Linked DNA regions of Homo sapiens: region 2 is linked to region 1. A link is a contact called in ENCODE Hi-C data. All regions are on one chromosome and are shown on one strand. The core of a region is the stretch at or near the end of the contact, and the rest is flanking DNA. Distances in the headings are between cores, read along the strand shown.

Region 1 (7,448 bases), core at 3,306-5,805:
AATGAGTCAAAGAGGAATTCTTGTAAAAAATCAGGAAAAAACATTGAAAACTGAAATGAAAATACAACATATCAAAACCTGTGGGATGCAGCTAAAGCAGCACTTAGAGGAAAATTTATAGCACTAAATTCACACATTAAAACAGACTGAAATCAATAAACTACATTCCTATCTCAAGAACCTAGAAAAAAGAGCAAAATAAACCTGCAGGAGGCAAATGAAGGAAAATAAGCATAAGTCAATGAAATTGAAAACAGAAAAACAGTAGAGAAAATCAGTGAAACAAAAAGCTCCTCTGAAACAAAAACAATAAAATTGACAAACCTCTAGAAAGACTGAAAAGAGAGAGAGGACACAAATTATCAATGTCTGCAATAAAACAGGGGCTATCACTACAAATCCTAGAGCCATCAAAAGAATAATAAGAGAATACTTTGAATAACTCTATAAAACTAAATTTGGCAACTTAGACAAACTTGACAAGTTCCTTTAAAAATGCAATCTATTACAATTCACCCAATTTAAAATAGGTAATTTAATAGCGCTTTAACACTTAAGGATATTGAGTTTGTGCTTTTAAGGCCCCCAGAGAAAGAAATTTCCAGGCTCAGACAGTTTCAGTGGAGAATTCTACTAAAGCTTCATAGAAGAATTAACACCAATTCTATAAAATCTCTTCCAGAAAATAGAAGCAGCAGCACTTCCCAATTCATTTTATGAAGCTAGTATTACCCTGATACCAAAACCAAAGACAGCACCAAAAAAACAGCAGCAAACCAATATCCCTCATGAACACAGGTGTAAAAATCCTTAACAAACATTAGAAAATAAAATTTATTAACATATGGAAGAAATTATACACCATGACCAAGTGTGTGGTTTATTCCAGAAATTCAAGGCTAGTTTAATCTTCAAAAACTAATCATTATAATCCACCACGTAACAGACTAAAGAAGGCAAACCACATCATCGTATCGGTTGATGCAAAAAAAAATTTGACAAAATGTAATGTCCATCTTGGGTTTTTTTAATCTCATAAAAATAAAAATACAGGGAAACGTCTTCAACTAGATAAAGAGCATCTGTCAAATTCTACCATTCATTAACATTGTACTTAATGGTGAATATTGATGCTTTTCCCTAAAATTGGAAACACACTAAGCCTATTCATTCTCACCACTTTTATTCAACATAGTTCTGGAAGTTTAGCCAGTGCAATGACAAAATAAAAGGAAAAGCATACAGATAGAAAACAAATAAACTGTCCCTGTTTGCAAATCACATGACTGTCTACGTAGAAAATTCCGAGAAATCTATGAAAGAACTAATAAGAGAGTTCAACAAGGTCACAAGATATAAGAGAAACCTACAGAAATCAATTGTATTTCTTCTTGTTCATAACAAACACATGGTCACTAAATTTTAAAATACAATACCATTTACAATTGCTGAAAAAACATAAACTACTAAGCTATAAATCTAAAACACCATGGACAGTGTGTGTGTGTGTGGAACACTACACAACATTCATAAAAGAAATCAGAGAAGAGCTATAAAAATGGGGAGAGATACCATGTTCATAGATTGGAAGGCCCCCACACAATAAAGATGTCAATTCTTTGCAAATCAATATATAAATTTGACACAATTTCTGTCAAACTCCCAACAGGATTTTTTTGGATTTAGACAAGATTATTCAAAAATGCATACAGACAGACAAAGCTAGCCTAGCTAAAACAATTTTGAGAAATAAGAAGGAAGTTAACGGAATCAGTCTACGTGATTTGAAAACTTACTATACCCCTATTGTAATTGACACTATAATATTGACAGAGGTAGACACATGGGTCAATAGAATAGAATAAACAACCCAGAAACAAACCTGCACAAATATGCCCAGCAGATTTTTTTTAAAGTACAAAAACAATTAAATGGAGGAAAGATCACTCTCTGAGTTAGTAGTGCTGGAGAAATTAAATATCCCCAGGAAAAACATGGCGGCATTTCCCCATGACCTAAATTTCACACCTTATACAAAAGTTAACTCAAAATGGATCACAGATTTAAAGGCAAAACATAAAAATGATAACATTTCTAGGAAAAAAGTCATAGGAGAAAATCTTCAGGATCTAGAGCTAGGCAAAGTTCTTAGACTTGACATCAAAACCTAATCCATAAAATGAAACATTGATAAATTGACTTCATCAAAATGTAAAACTTTTGCTCTGTAAAAGACCTTGTTAAGAGGATCAAAAGACAAGCCACAAACTGAGAAAAAATGTTTGCAAACCATATGTCCCAGGGCTGATATCCAGAATATATAAAGAACTCTCAAACTCAATAGAAAGAAAATAAACACTCCAGCTAGATAATGGGCAAAAGACATGAACAGACTTAGTTACCTAGAAGAATATACAGAGGGCAAATGAGCACATGAAAAGATGTTCAGAATCATTAGCCATTAGGGAAATGCAAACTAAAACCACGACACCCCTATCAAAATGACTAATAAAAATAATTATAACTTCAAATACCAGGAAGGATGTGGGGGAAGCATCACCCACGTATTGTGGGTGGGAATGCACAATGGACAGTCACTCTGAAAAACAGTTTGGCAGATTCTTAAAAAGCAAAATATGCAACTGTCATACAACCCAGCAATAATACTCCAGGGTATTTATCCCAGAGAAAAGAAGACATATGTTCACACACAATCCTGAGTACAAATGTTTGTAGCAGCTTTATTTGTAATAGCCCAAAAGGGGAAAACACACAGATGTCCTCCAACCAGAAAGGTTAAACAAACCATAGTGCATCCACACTGTGAAATACAGCCAGGCAAGAAAGGAAACACACTACAGATACACAATTCAGATGGATTTCCAGAAAACCACGCTGAGTGGAAAAAAAAGACAATCTCAAAAGGCATACACTGCATAGTTTCACTTATGTGACATTCTTGGAATGACAAAATTATTAAAACGGAGAACCTGTGAGTAGTCACCAGGGGCTGAGAATGGGGATGGAGGCAGGAGGATCTGGGATTGATGGGAATGGCCTGCGTCTTGACTGCACCGATGGCATCATCCAGGTTATGTGATTGTGCCACCATTTACCAAATGTGATGAATGGGGAAGTTGGGTAAAGGCCACACACAGCCTCTGTGGTATTTCTAACAACAGCATATTAACCTATAATTATCTCCAAGTTAAAAGTGTGATTTCAAAATAAGAATAATACCATCCTGGCTAACACGGTGAAACCCCGTCTCTACTAAAAAAAGTACAAAAAAATTAGCCGGGCATGGTGGCAGACGCCTGTAGTCCCAGCTACTCGGGATGCTGAGGCAGGAGGATGGCGTGAACCCGGGAGGCAGAGCTTGCAATGTGCCAAGATCGTGCCACTGCACTCCATCCTGGGCAAAGGAGCGAGACTCTGTCTCAAAAATAAAGAAATCAATAAATAATAATAACAATAATAATTCAAAAATAAGGCAAACTAAAACATTTTAAAAACCTTTCTACTTTGATTAACTAGGTATTTACCCAGGAAGGACATATTTCAAAGAATCAATGGCTTCTCTGTGGCTTCTCTATCATTTAAATAAGATAAACATCCTGGTCTCCCAGACAAAGATGGTGACAGTGACATGAAGCTGAATCGCAAAATCCTCTCCCACCAAACCTAACGAAATGCACCAAAGGAAACTGTTTATTAAAAAGACAACAAAAAATTAGCTCTTTATTTTCAGCTCAGGAGAGACCAAGGTGAAACTTTCTTGGTTGTCCCAAATCTGGGTTTACCTGACAGTGGCCACCGCCACCATGCACCTAAGTTTGACCCCAAGGAGATCAAAGTCGAATTCCTAAGTTCACTGGTGCTGAAGTCAGTGCCACGTCTGCCCTGGCCCCCCAGATTGGCCCCCTGGGTCTGTCTCCAGAAAAGGTTGCTGATGACATCACCAAGGCAACCAGGGACTAGAAGGTTCTGAGGACCACAGGGAAACCGACCATTAGAACAGACAGGCCCAGGCGGAGGCCATGCCATCTGCCTCTGCTCTGATTATCAAAGCCCTCAAGGAACCACCAAGAAGCAGAAAGAAACAGAAAAATATTAGAGTGGAAATATCACTTGCGATGAGATTGTCAACATTGCCAGACAGATGCAGCACCGATCTTTAGCCAGAGAACTCTCTGGAACCACTAGAGCTCCTAGGGACTGCCCAGTCTGCAAGCCACGGTGTCGATGGCACCACCTCATCATGCCACGGATGACCATGAAATGTGGAGTGCTGGCTAGTTAAGAAGCACAAAGGAAAATATTTCAATAAAGGATCACTCACGACCCAAAAAAACAAAAAGTAAATGAGTAGTAGAAAATGCAGTTAAAAACAAAAAATAATGAATAGCAGTAACATAAGGAAAGATGTCATAAATTTCAAAATGGTAAGATGAAGAGAAAATAAGGGCTCTGTCTCATCTCACCGCCCACATCCCAGAAGCAGGGGAGAGACAGTAAGAGCATGAGTCCCCCGCCAAGAATCCTCCCCAGCCCTCACAGGCGAAGAGAAGTGGACTGAGGCATAAACAGGCCACCCACGGAACAGTCAAAGGTGTCCCGGAGAAGAGCAGCCTCCCCGACAGCATCTGTGCAGAGGCAGAAGAAAACACCAGGCTGCCTCGTCCCAGAGCTCACAGCAAATGAGGGGACATTTGGGAGCCCAAGGCTTTCCCTGTAGGGATGTGAACCCCAGGACAGAATAAAATCTCAGAAGGAAGGGTGGCACTCGAATCCCACCAGAAAGCCTGGACACAGCTTCCGGCCAGACCTACAGTGGCCAGGAGGAGCTGGTGTGCAGAGAGTGCCAAGGAGAATGACTCACATTACGGGAAACAGGCAAAACTCAGGTTAGTAAGGCCATTTTTGGCTACAAGTGATGGAAATTCAATCCAAGCCATCTCCTGCACATCAAAGAGCATAAAGTAAGGAAACTGAAAATAATAAATTAATAAGACAAGATAATAAGTTGGTTCTTTGACAAAACTAAAAGTATAGATAAAACCCTAGAAAAACTAAAACAAGAAAAAATAGAAAAGACACCACATACATTATTTGAAATGAAATGAAACAAATTTAATTACAAGAGAATATCATGAATGATGTATCATGTAGCCATAATTTTAAAACTTCAATAAAGTTGATGATAGTATTTTTAAATATATAGTCAAAATCAAACCAAGATGAAATATATAAAAAGTAAATGAAGGAATAATCATTAAAACAAAAAAAAATACATTCAAAAACCAACCTTTACTGTAAGTTTTCAGTCCTAGGTGGTTATACTGGAAAGTCTTGCCAGACCATAAAGGGAGCAGCAGCTCCCGTCCCTCCCACACCGTTTCACGGAATAGAAAAGTAGGAACTACTATTCACTCTATTTTATCAGGCTGCTATACCCTAGATATAAAACATCAAACAAGGACCATGTGCCTCAGTCCATCCAGGCTACTGGGACAAAATGTCATAGACGGGGGCGCTGATACACAGCAGAAACTCGCCTCTCACCTTTTGGAGCCTGGAAGTCCAAGATCGCGGTGTCAGCAGGTTCGGTGTCTGTGAGGGCCTATTCCAGGTTTATGGGTGAATGGCCATCTTCTTGCTGTGTCCTCACGTGATGGAAGGGCTGAGGGAGCTCTCTGGGGTTCCTTTTATAAGACACTGATCCTATTTGTGAGGCTCTGCCCTCATGACTGTGTCACTTCCCAAGGATCTCACCTCCTCCACCATAACCTTGGGGGTTCCAAGATTTCAATTTATGAATTTGGTGGGGTGCAAATATCCAGACCACAGCACAGCAGGAGAAACTTTTTAATAATCTCCCTTATGTAAAAATGCTTAAGAAAACTCCCCCAAGAAAGAAGTGAGTTACATCTAAAAAAAAAAAATTACATCACAGCCAATTAGTACTATGTCAGCAAAGGAAGAGTAATTCAACATCAAAACAATATGTTTGTACAATTAACATATTACTTGTTACTAAATATATAATACTATCTGAAAGGAAAAAAATTATCTCAATAATTTAGTAACTGATAGTTATAATAGTATTATAATAGTTTATAATCAATGTTTTATTAAAAACTATTTGATGCAATTGTATACTCATCCATGGCTACAAAATGCAAAATATATTCTTAGCAAACTAGGAATAGAAAGGAACATTGTAACTAACCAAAAGCTATCTGTAAAGAATAATAAACTCATACTTAATGCTGAAACCTTAGAAGTATTCCCATTGACAAGAACAGTGTGGACCTCCCCTCTCACCACTTCCCTTTGACTCTGCATTAGAAGCCCTGACCCATGCAATAAAACAATAAAAAATGCTAAAAGATGCAAGAAACTGAAGGAATGAGCCAAAACTCTCATTATTTGTGGGAGGTATGATTACTAGAAAATTCTATAGCATCTACAGCCTATTAAAATTCACAACAGAACTGAGTGACATCAACATCAAGTCAATTTCTTTCCTATTCCCCAAGGATAACCATTTAAAACATAATCCACGTATGCTCGTTCACGCATTCCACAAGTGTTTTCTGAGCCCCCGCTGTCTGCTCAAGGTTCTGGGCCCTGGGGGAGAGACGTGAACAGAGAGATGGAAGCCCCCCGCCCTCCCTGAGCTTACAGTGAGAGCAAGGTCAGTGTGAAATACACCACAGATGATGACGAGCGCTTTGGAAAGTAACAGAGCAGGGAATGGGGTGCGTTTCAAGATGTCCTCACTGAGAAGGTGACTTTCAGCAGAGACCTGAGGAGGGAGGGAGTTGGAGGTGCTCAGGCAGGGAGAAAAGTGTGTGCAAAGGCCCTGGCACAGGAGTGTCTCGAGAGGCTTGAGGAGCCACAGAGAGGCTGGGTGGGTACAGCAGGGCAGTGGAAGCACCACCTCCAGCTCCCACTCAGAAAGCTGACGAATGTGGCAAAGGAAGGCCCAGTCTACTTTCTGCACTTCCATCTGTGGGAAAGAAGTCATGGTGGGCTGGACAGGATGGCAGTGAAGGAGGGCAGGCAGGGCTAAAGGCTGGAGAGGTCTCCCAGGTAGAGCTTTTAAGACTTGCAGACGCCATGGAGTCGAGGAGGAGTCCAGGTCAGGAACTCCCAGTTCCTGGTCTGCACAAGCTGGAAGGAGGGAAATGCCATCTGCTCAGGGGAATCACCAGAGAAGCAGTGTCAGTGAACAGTGAGGTGTGGGGTGAGGAGATCAGAAATGCAGAGTTAGACCTGTCTGGTTTTGAGATTCCTATTACATATCCAAGCAGAGATGTTGAGAGATGTTTGATAGACAAATCTGGAATGCGGGGGAGGGATTTGTACTGGAAACTCAAAACAAAAATCATCACGCCACAGATAATATTTAAAGTAACTCACAAAACCAGATGAGATCATCA
Region 2 (7,448 bases), core at 1,241-3,740, 44 kb after region 1:
GTCCACCTGCCTCAGCCTCCGAAAGTGCTGGGATTACAGGCATGAGCCACCGTGCCTGGCCTTGTTTCCTGTTTCTACATGTGTCCCATTATTCTACTCCTGAAAAGTTAGCCCAAATAAGTTTTTTTAGCTCTAGAAAAAGAAAATATCTTTAAAGCAAGTTTATCCCAGAATTGTCTGTGAAAGCAAAGACTTTTACCATTTCAAATGTTCAAATAAGTATTAAAAAGAAGAAAATGTTAAATAAGAGAATATATCAAGTCAGTGGACTATTATATAGACAAGACAAAGGCAGAGACATGCACACATAATAATGTGAAGCAAACGAATCAAGGTTTAAAGTGAAGCTGTGACCCTAACTCTAAACACAGACAGTGGACGTTACGCATGGGAAAGGGAGGAAGAAATACCGGTCTCAGGCCGGGCGCGGTGGCTCACGCCTGTAACCCCAGCACTTTGGGAGGCCGAGGTGGGCAGATCACGAGGTCAGGAGGTCGAGACCATCCTGGCCAACATGGTGAAACTCCGTCTCTACTAAAAATAAAAATAAAAATAAATAAAAAAATTAGCCGGGCATGGTGGCAGGTGCCTGTAATCCCAGCTACTTGGGAGGCTGAGGCAGGAGAATCGCTTGAACCCGGGAGGCGGAGGTTGCAGTGAGCCGAGATCGCGCCACTGCACTCCAGCCTGGGCAAAAAGAGCAAAACTCTGTCTCAAAAAAAAAAAAAGAAAAGAAAAAAAGAAATACCAGTGACCCTAACTCTAAACACAGACAGCGGACATTACACGTGGGAAAGGAAGGAATACCACATGGCCAGTGCTGCCTATGCTGGCGAGACACAAATGATTTTATTTTTCTACTTCTTTCTTCTCTAGATTTTCTAGAATGAGCAGCAATTACTTTTGAATTGGAACAAATTGTGTTCATAAGCATAAAAATCACATCTAGATTTCTTTCTACCTCAAGGAGAGAAACATTTTATTTAAGGTCAAAGACTTGGAATTCTTCACACTTGCCCCTTGCTATACCATCGCAGACCGTAACGGCCCCAACAGAGACGCTTTGAGTACAGGGTGCCTGAGGCAGGATCCAGGCCTACAGAGGGCTCGACAGGCAAAGCCCCTCACAGCCCACAGGTCTGCCCCAAGACACTCCTCTGTGCGGTCAGGAAGCCATCTCTGAGCCTTGGAAAAGACGCAGGTGTGGCTTAAGGTATTAAAACATAAACGTTGTAAGAAATCCTACTATCGTGTTGGCCGTAAATGTGATAACCCTTAAAGAATCTTTGGATTCATTTCTGAAAGCATTTAGAACACAAGTTTTCTTTCTCTCTCTCTCTCTTTTTTTTTTTTTGAGACAGAGTCTTGCTCTATCACCCAGGCTGGAGTGCAATGGCGCAATCTCGGCTCACTGCAACCTCTGCCTCCCGGGTTCATGCCATTCTTCTGCCTCGGCCTGCCCAGTAGCTGGGAATACAGGTGCCCACCACCATGCCTGGCTAATTTTTGTATTTTTAGTAGAGACAGGGTTTCACCGTGTTAGCCAGGATGGTCTCCATCTCCTGACCTAGTGATCTGCCCGCCTCGGCCTCCTAAAGTGCTGGGATTACAGGCGTGAGCCACCGCACCCGACCCCACAGGTTTTATTTTTCATAAGGTAAGCTATTAAGGGATGTCTACACCTACACACACACACACACACACACACACAGCACCTCCAGTCAGCACACAGGAACACAAAGACACACTCACATATATGGACGGCAGACGCCAGTCCCGCCACATGCAAGCACACACCAAATCACATTCTCCCTCCTCACAGAGTCATACTCCTTTCAGTGAAACCAGAACGTCCTCCCGAGAAAGTCTCCAGAGTGGAATTTCCATCCCCAGAGGTCACGGGGAATCAGGTCTCTCCTCTGCCCGCTGACCTTCCACTGAGGAGTCTGCGATTTACAAGAACTTCTTTCTGAACACTCCTGATTACAGACACTCTAAACTGGGTGCCGCCTGAGCTCATAATAAAGAGAGAGTGAGTATTTGTCTTGTAATGAAAACAACTGACCTCGCACAATAGGATGATAGATAATGCATCAAACCAGCATATGAGCCCTTTAGAATCTCACATTTGGAACTGGCCAACATCAATTATTTAAACACAAATTGAATTAACAAAATATTCAACATATGTTCTTTTAAACTCTGCTAAATTGGATGAGACATCTAAAAGCTGATCTGTGGGCTCAGCCTCCTTCGAGAGGGGGGCAGGCAGCGGGGCAGGCGTCGGGGAGGGGCGGAGTGAAGCGCAGGGAGGTGGTCAGCTCCGGGCTGTGCTGGAGGCCTGAGCTCTCCACTCCCAGAGGAAGGGGTGATTAATGCCACCACCAAATGTGCCTGTGCCTAACCCTGACCTCATCCAGCCCTGCTGCCACCATCTGCTGTTTCTAATTCCTCTGCAATATTTGTATTTGCTGCCTCCCTCCGACAAAGAGCGGGGGCGGGGAGCAGTGCTCCCTACTTAGCGACGTGTGATCTGGTTGGCTGGCGGGGCCCGGCCAGAAGCATCTGTTGCTGCAGTCCAGCAGCATCTGCCACTATTTCTCACTTTCCCCAGCATGCTGGGAGATACGGTTTCTCCCAAAGGTGGCCTTTCCATGCACACTGTCAATCCCATCATTGTCCGCCCGCCTGTTCCCACGGTGCCGGCCCCGTTGCCATGCTGCCGGGCCTTTGCTTGCTGGCTGTCTGTAATCCAAGATATTGTGTGACTGAGTTATGCCATTAACCCTCCTCCTATGCATCGGGACATTCAATTAAGCTCAACAGGAGAGGCCGGCTGAGAGGGAGGTCTGTCTGCTGGGGAGGGACGGCCCACTTCTAGGAGCATTTACAACAATAATAATAACTGCGACGACCCGCGGGTACTGTCATAAATAGTGCTGAGGGCCAGGGAGACAGGAACGGTTCTTGGCAGGGCAGCTTTCTCCTCTCTCACTGTTTTTGTTTCTTTAACTTAAAATGCTATAAAAGGATGCATTGTTTTCTCCTGATTCTTGATAAGGCTATTAAGCATTGTGATAAGATGTGTGTGTGAACGCTATTATTTATGTGTCGAGTGTTAAACACCTTCTGCTAATGGGGTGCAGCCTGGCTGTGCATGCACGCAGTGTCCCAAGCTGTCCCTGGGCCTCACCCTTGGTCAAACGCCCAAACATCCAGAGCTGCTGCGGGGACCTTTCCGAGGCGGGAAACTTACTGAGGCAGCGCCTGCACACAGAACTGCAGTTCCCCTGGAAGATGCTCTGAGGCCCAGACGTAGAAGGACAGCAGCCTGTCAACAGCAGGGCCGCCCTTGGCAACTCGGCTCTGTGTCCCCAAAACACTCCCGAGAGCTCAGGGAGGCCCCGGGGATCTCCCCTAATCACTTCCTGAGAGCAAACGGCCTTCCTACGAATGGCCAGGTGTCAGGATGGCCCCACAGCTGCACCATCCTCCTCACGGGCCCCCCACTGTGGCTGGTCCTAGGTGGCTGAGCTGAGGGAGCGCTGTGGTTCGCTGTCCCCGCAGGACACAGGGCCCCGCGAGAGAGGCTTGTGGCCGCCCCAGATGACCTCAGCTCCCTGTCTGTGGCCGCTTTGTCTGTCGACTGCAAGGTCTCCAGGCCACACGACCACTTTGCAGATGATATTTGAGTACAACCAGACTTTTAAAGTAAGTTCGGAGCAGGAAAAGACTTTCTTCAGTTAGAAATTTCAGTGCTGATGAGTAATGCCATATTGAATATTCAGGAATTCTGGATATTCTAAATTTGTAAATAATCAGCAACTTGCTGAGCAGGGGACGTTGACTGAAGGCCAACTGTGCACCTGGCAGAGACACACGAGGAGCTTGTTTTCTCCTCCTGCCAGGCCCTCGCAGGTGATCGGGTCTCCTCACTTTATGGATGAGAGATGCAGCTAGCGACGTCCCGCACCTGACCCTAGACAGCACCAGCTCCTGGGAGAGCTGGGACGGAACCCACGTCGGCCCCAGGCCTTCTCCTCAAAGGCTTTGCTGTCACAAAACGTGGATGAGGAATAAATCCAGGAGAGGCCGGGGGAGAGCACCAAGGTCAGATTGCACCACGGGGTGGGAGAGCGAGGGTGAGCAGCCGTCGCGAGGGCTCTCACGCCAAGCCTGCAAATGCAACCTGAGGGCCTGGGATTTTCCCACATGGCTGAAACGTGAACCCCTTCCCATGGCCCTGGCTGTGCAGTCCTCCTGGTCGGAACATCACACGGCTGTTCTCCAAGAGTGGTTCCTGCAAATGGCCCCCGCTGTGAAGCCCTGGGAAGCCCTGGGACCTCACACCCAAGCGGATGCAAGCAGCGCCTGCCTGGAGCCCTGATGCCCGGCTGCTGGGTGCCCACGGGGGTGAAAGGGAGATGTTTACATGGCAGGCGTGGGCTCCCCTCCCTGGGCGAGAACCGTGGGAAACCAAATTTTATAAGTGTGGTTGTTTGCCTCACAAACCAGCTTCTGTGATCATCCATTATCATGTCATTCATTACACTGCATCCAGTCTTAATCAGAACTTCCTGGCCATGCGGAACACGAAGGTGAGTGCTGGCGCCCTTCTGCAGGCTGCTGTGTCTCCGTCCTGCAGCCGCCCCCAGCACCGGCCCTCACCGCCCCTGCAGCCGCCCCCAGCACCGGCCCTCACCGCCCCTGCAGCCGCCCCCAGCACCGGCCCTCACCGCCCCTGCAGCCGCCCCCAGCACCGGCCCTCACCGCCCCTGCAGCCGCCCCCAGCTCCAGCCCTCACCGCCCCTGCAGCCGCCCCCAGCACCGGCCCTCACCGCCCCTGCAGCCGCCCCCAGCTCCGGCCCTCACCGCCCCTGCAGCCGCCCCCCAGCACCGGCCCTCACCGCCCCTGCAGCCGCCCCCAGCTCCGGCCCTCACCGCCCCTGCAGCCGCCCCCAGCACCGGCCCTCACCGCCCCTGCAGCCGCCCCCCAGCACCGGCCCTCACCGCCCCTGCAGCCGCCCCCAGCTCCAGCCCTCACCGCCCCTGCAGCCGCCCCCCAGCTCCAGCCCTCACCGCCCCTGCAGCCGCCCCCAGCTCCGGCCCTCACCGCCCCTGCAGCCGCCCCCAGCACCGGCCCTCACCGCCCCTGCAGCCGCCCCCCAGCACCGGCCCTCACCGCCCCTGCAGCCGCCCCCAGCTCCAGCCCTCACCGCCCCTGCAGCCGCCCCCCAGCTCCGGCCCTCACCGCCCCTGCAGCCGCCCCCAGCACCCGCACTCACCGCCCCTGCAGCCGCCCCCCAGCACCGGCCCTCACCGCCCCTGCAGCCGCCCCCCAGCACCGGCCCTCACCGCCCCTGCAGCCGCCCCCAGCACCGGCCCTCACCGCCCCTGCAGCCGCCCCCAGCACCGGCCCTCACCGCCCCTGCAGCCGCCCCCAGCTCCGGCCCTCACCGCCCCTGCAGCCGCCCCCCAGCACCGGCACTCACCGCCCCTGCAGCCGCCCCCAGCTCCAGCCCTCCAGGCCCCTGCAGCCGCCCCCAGCTCCAGCCCTCACCGCCCCTGCAGCCGCCCCCAGCTCCAGCCCTCGCCACCCCCAGCAACTGTGCTTATGGCCCCTGTTCTTTCTGTTTGTCACTCTTTCCACACTGAGGTAAAACCTGACGAACAGGAAGGAGTGTAAAAGGAACAGCTTTCAGGGCAGACCTGAGCCACAGAAAAGACACTGTTCAGGGCGATGCCGCCTCCCTGAGCATAAACACGGGCTCTGCCCACGCGGCGCTCGCCGGAACCCCAGGATAACAAAGCTGGAATGACTTCACCCCGGCTCCGACACGGCTCTGCTCTCCGTGTGTGATTGATGACATCAGTCTCAGCACCTCTCCTCACACACTCAGAACACTTTTCCTCAGTTGCCACCAGCATCCACCGAGGTGGGGTCATGAAGGGGACCCAGGGGCCCGGCGGCTGCTCCTTCCCATGCACTGGGCAGCTGCGGCCCATGGGCCCCTCCGCCGGGTGTACCAGGCTCCTGGACAGGAGAGAATGACGCCACGCAGGAGACGAGCTTGCAGAGGCAGGAGGGCAAGGGCAGCAGCAGAGGCAGGAGGGCAAGGGCAGCAGCAGACCCAGGAGGCACCATGAGCTCTTCCCGAGGCACTGCCTCACATGGGCGCCATCCACCCAGCTCAGCTCCCAGGGGCTGGGAAGTTTCCACAGAATATAATGGGGTGGTCTTTTCTAAACTGTAAATCATCGTACAGCCTTAGGGCAGAAATATCAAAGGCAAGGACAAAGGACCAGGATGCCAGACCTCCTGACCCATCACTGGGCCCCTAGAGCCAAGCCCACTCCTGTCCACACCTTCGTCACACGTTTACAGAGTGAACAAGTGAATGAATAATGAGACAGGGAGATGAAGGGGCATCTGGCCCCAATGCCGGTGAAAACCAAGATGCCGGTATATGCAGAGAAGAAAACTGAGATGACGGTGTACACCGAGAAGAAAAACGAGATGACGGTGTACACCAGAAGGAAACCAAGATGAAGTCAAGTCGAGGCCTTCCAACAACGGTCTGTGTGCGGCCCGCGGGGCCAGAGGTCCAGCCAGGGTTTCCGGAGGGCTCCCTGAAGGCTCACAGCTGTGCCTGGCACTGGCCTGCTGCAGACAGCCAGGGTCTTTACAACACGGGGCTGTGTGTGGGAAGGGCTGGATTCCCATGCAGAGGAAAAGCTGTTCACCAGCGTCTGTGGCTCAAAGTTACTGCAACGCAGAGCGGGGAGCGCTGGCCGGTATGAGCGGCTGCATCTCACACCACAGAAACGCACTTGGAGACGTTTCCCAGTGAGCGTCGCCTCTCCTAATGCTGAGCCCTGTGGGAGCAGAAACTGGAGCCGTCTCACTCACTCAGTAACAACTAAGAGCATGATGTGGAAGCCGGCAATTAAACCCCCTCCAGTGGGCCGCAAGGTTCCCCAGCCATACCCCACCATCAGCTCTCAGAGCGACGCGACAGGGAGAGCAGGGTGTGCCCGCATGGTCGGATGGCAGCCTCCGAGGCAGCTGCAGCCTGGTCTCCGGCCACCCTCCTCTGCAGCCCGACCCACACCGTGCGGGAACGGACATCCAGAGAAGCCACCTCATTTCAGCGAGGCTGTCCCCAGAGAATATGGAGACTATGGAGATGCAGTGAGACGTTGTAGAAGAAGGCGGCTGCAGGTCCCTTGTTAGAGCACTTTAGCCTAAAACAACATTAAAGAGTGAGTTGGAAAAGTTGATTTTTCCTGTGAATATTGGTGCATGCTCAGGGACCAGCAGCACAGCTGTCCCAGCGGAAATGGAGGAATGAAGTTTCATTCATAGTCGCACTAGAGGAAAGCCAGCCCAGGACGAAGCTCAGCCCAGGACGGAGAGTCCCGCGGAGTGGGGGGGGTCCGGCTGCCTG

What was found. A loop is a pair of places that touch in the nucleus more often than their neighbours do. Pooled maps may share reads with other maps.
Region 2: a loop to region 1 is called in a pooled map of posterior vena cava, with 14 times the contacts of the local background. The contact joins two enhancer-like sites. A Hi-C loop is called at or near these places in 3 of 168 maps with a recorded cell type or tissue (CD14-positive monocyte, DLD1 and sciatic nerve) and 5 of 50 pooled maps.

What each region holds. Positions count from the first base shown.
Region 1 is chr6:170,195,961-170,203,408 of GRCh38, forward strand. It overlaps the pseudogene RPL12P23. Among named protein-coding and RNA genes, the nearest start is that of LINC01624, 73 kb to the right of the region's middle. Within about 2 kb of position 4,556, at least 3 of the 41 ENCODE cell types and tissues checked have a DNase peak (open chromatin) inside an H3K27ac peak, as active enhancers do.
Region 2 is chr6:170,241,553-170,249,000 of GRCh38, forward strand. No RefSeq gene overlaps it. Among named protein-coding and RNA genes, the nearest start is that of LINC01624, 27 kb to the right of the region's middle. RefSeq lists enhancers at 2,847-3,612, 3,613-4,378. Within about 2 kb of position 2,491, at least 4 of the 41 ENCODE cell types and tissues checked have a DNase peak (open chromatin) inside an H3K27ac peak, as active enhancers do.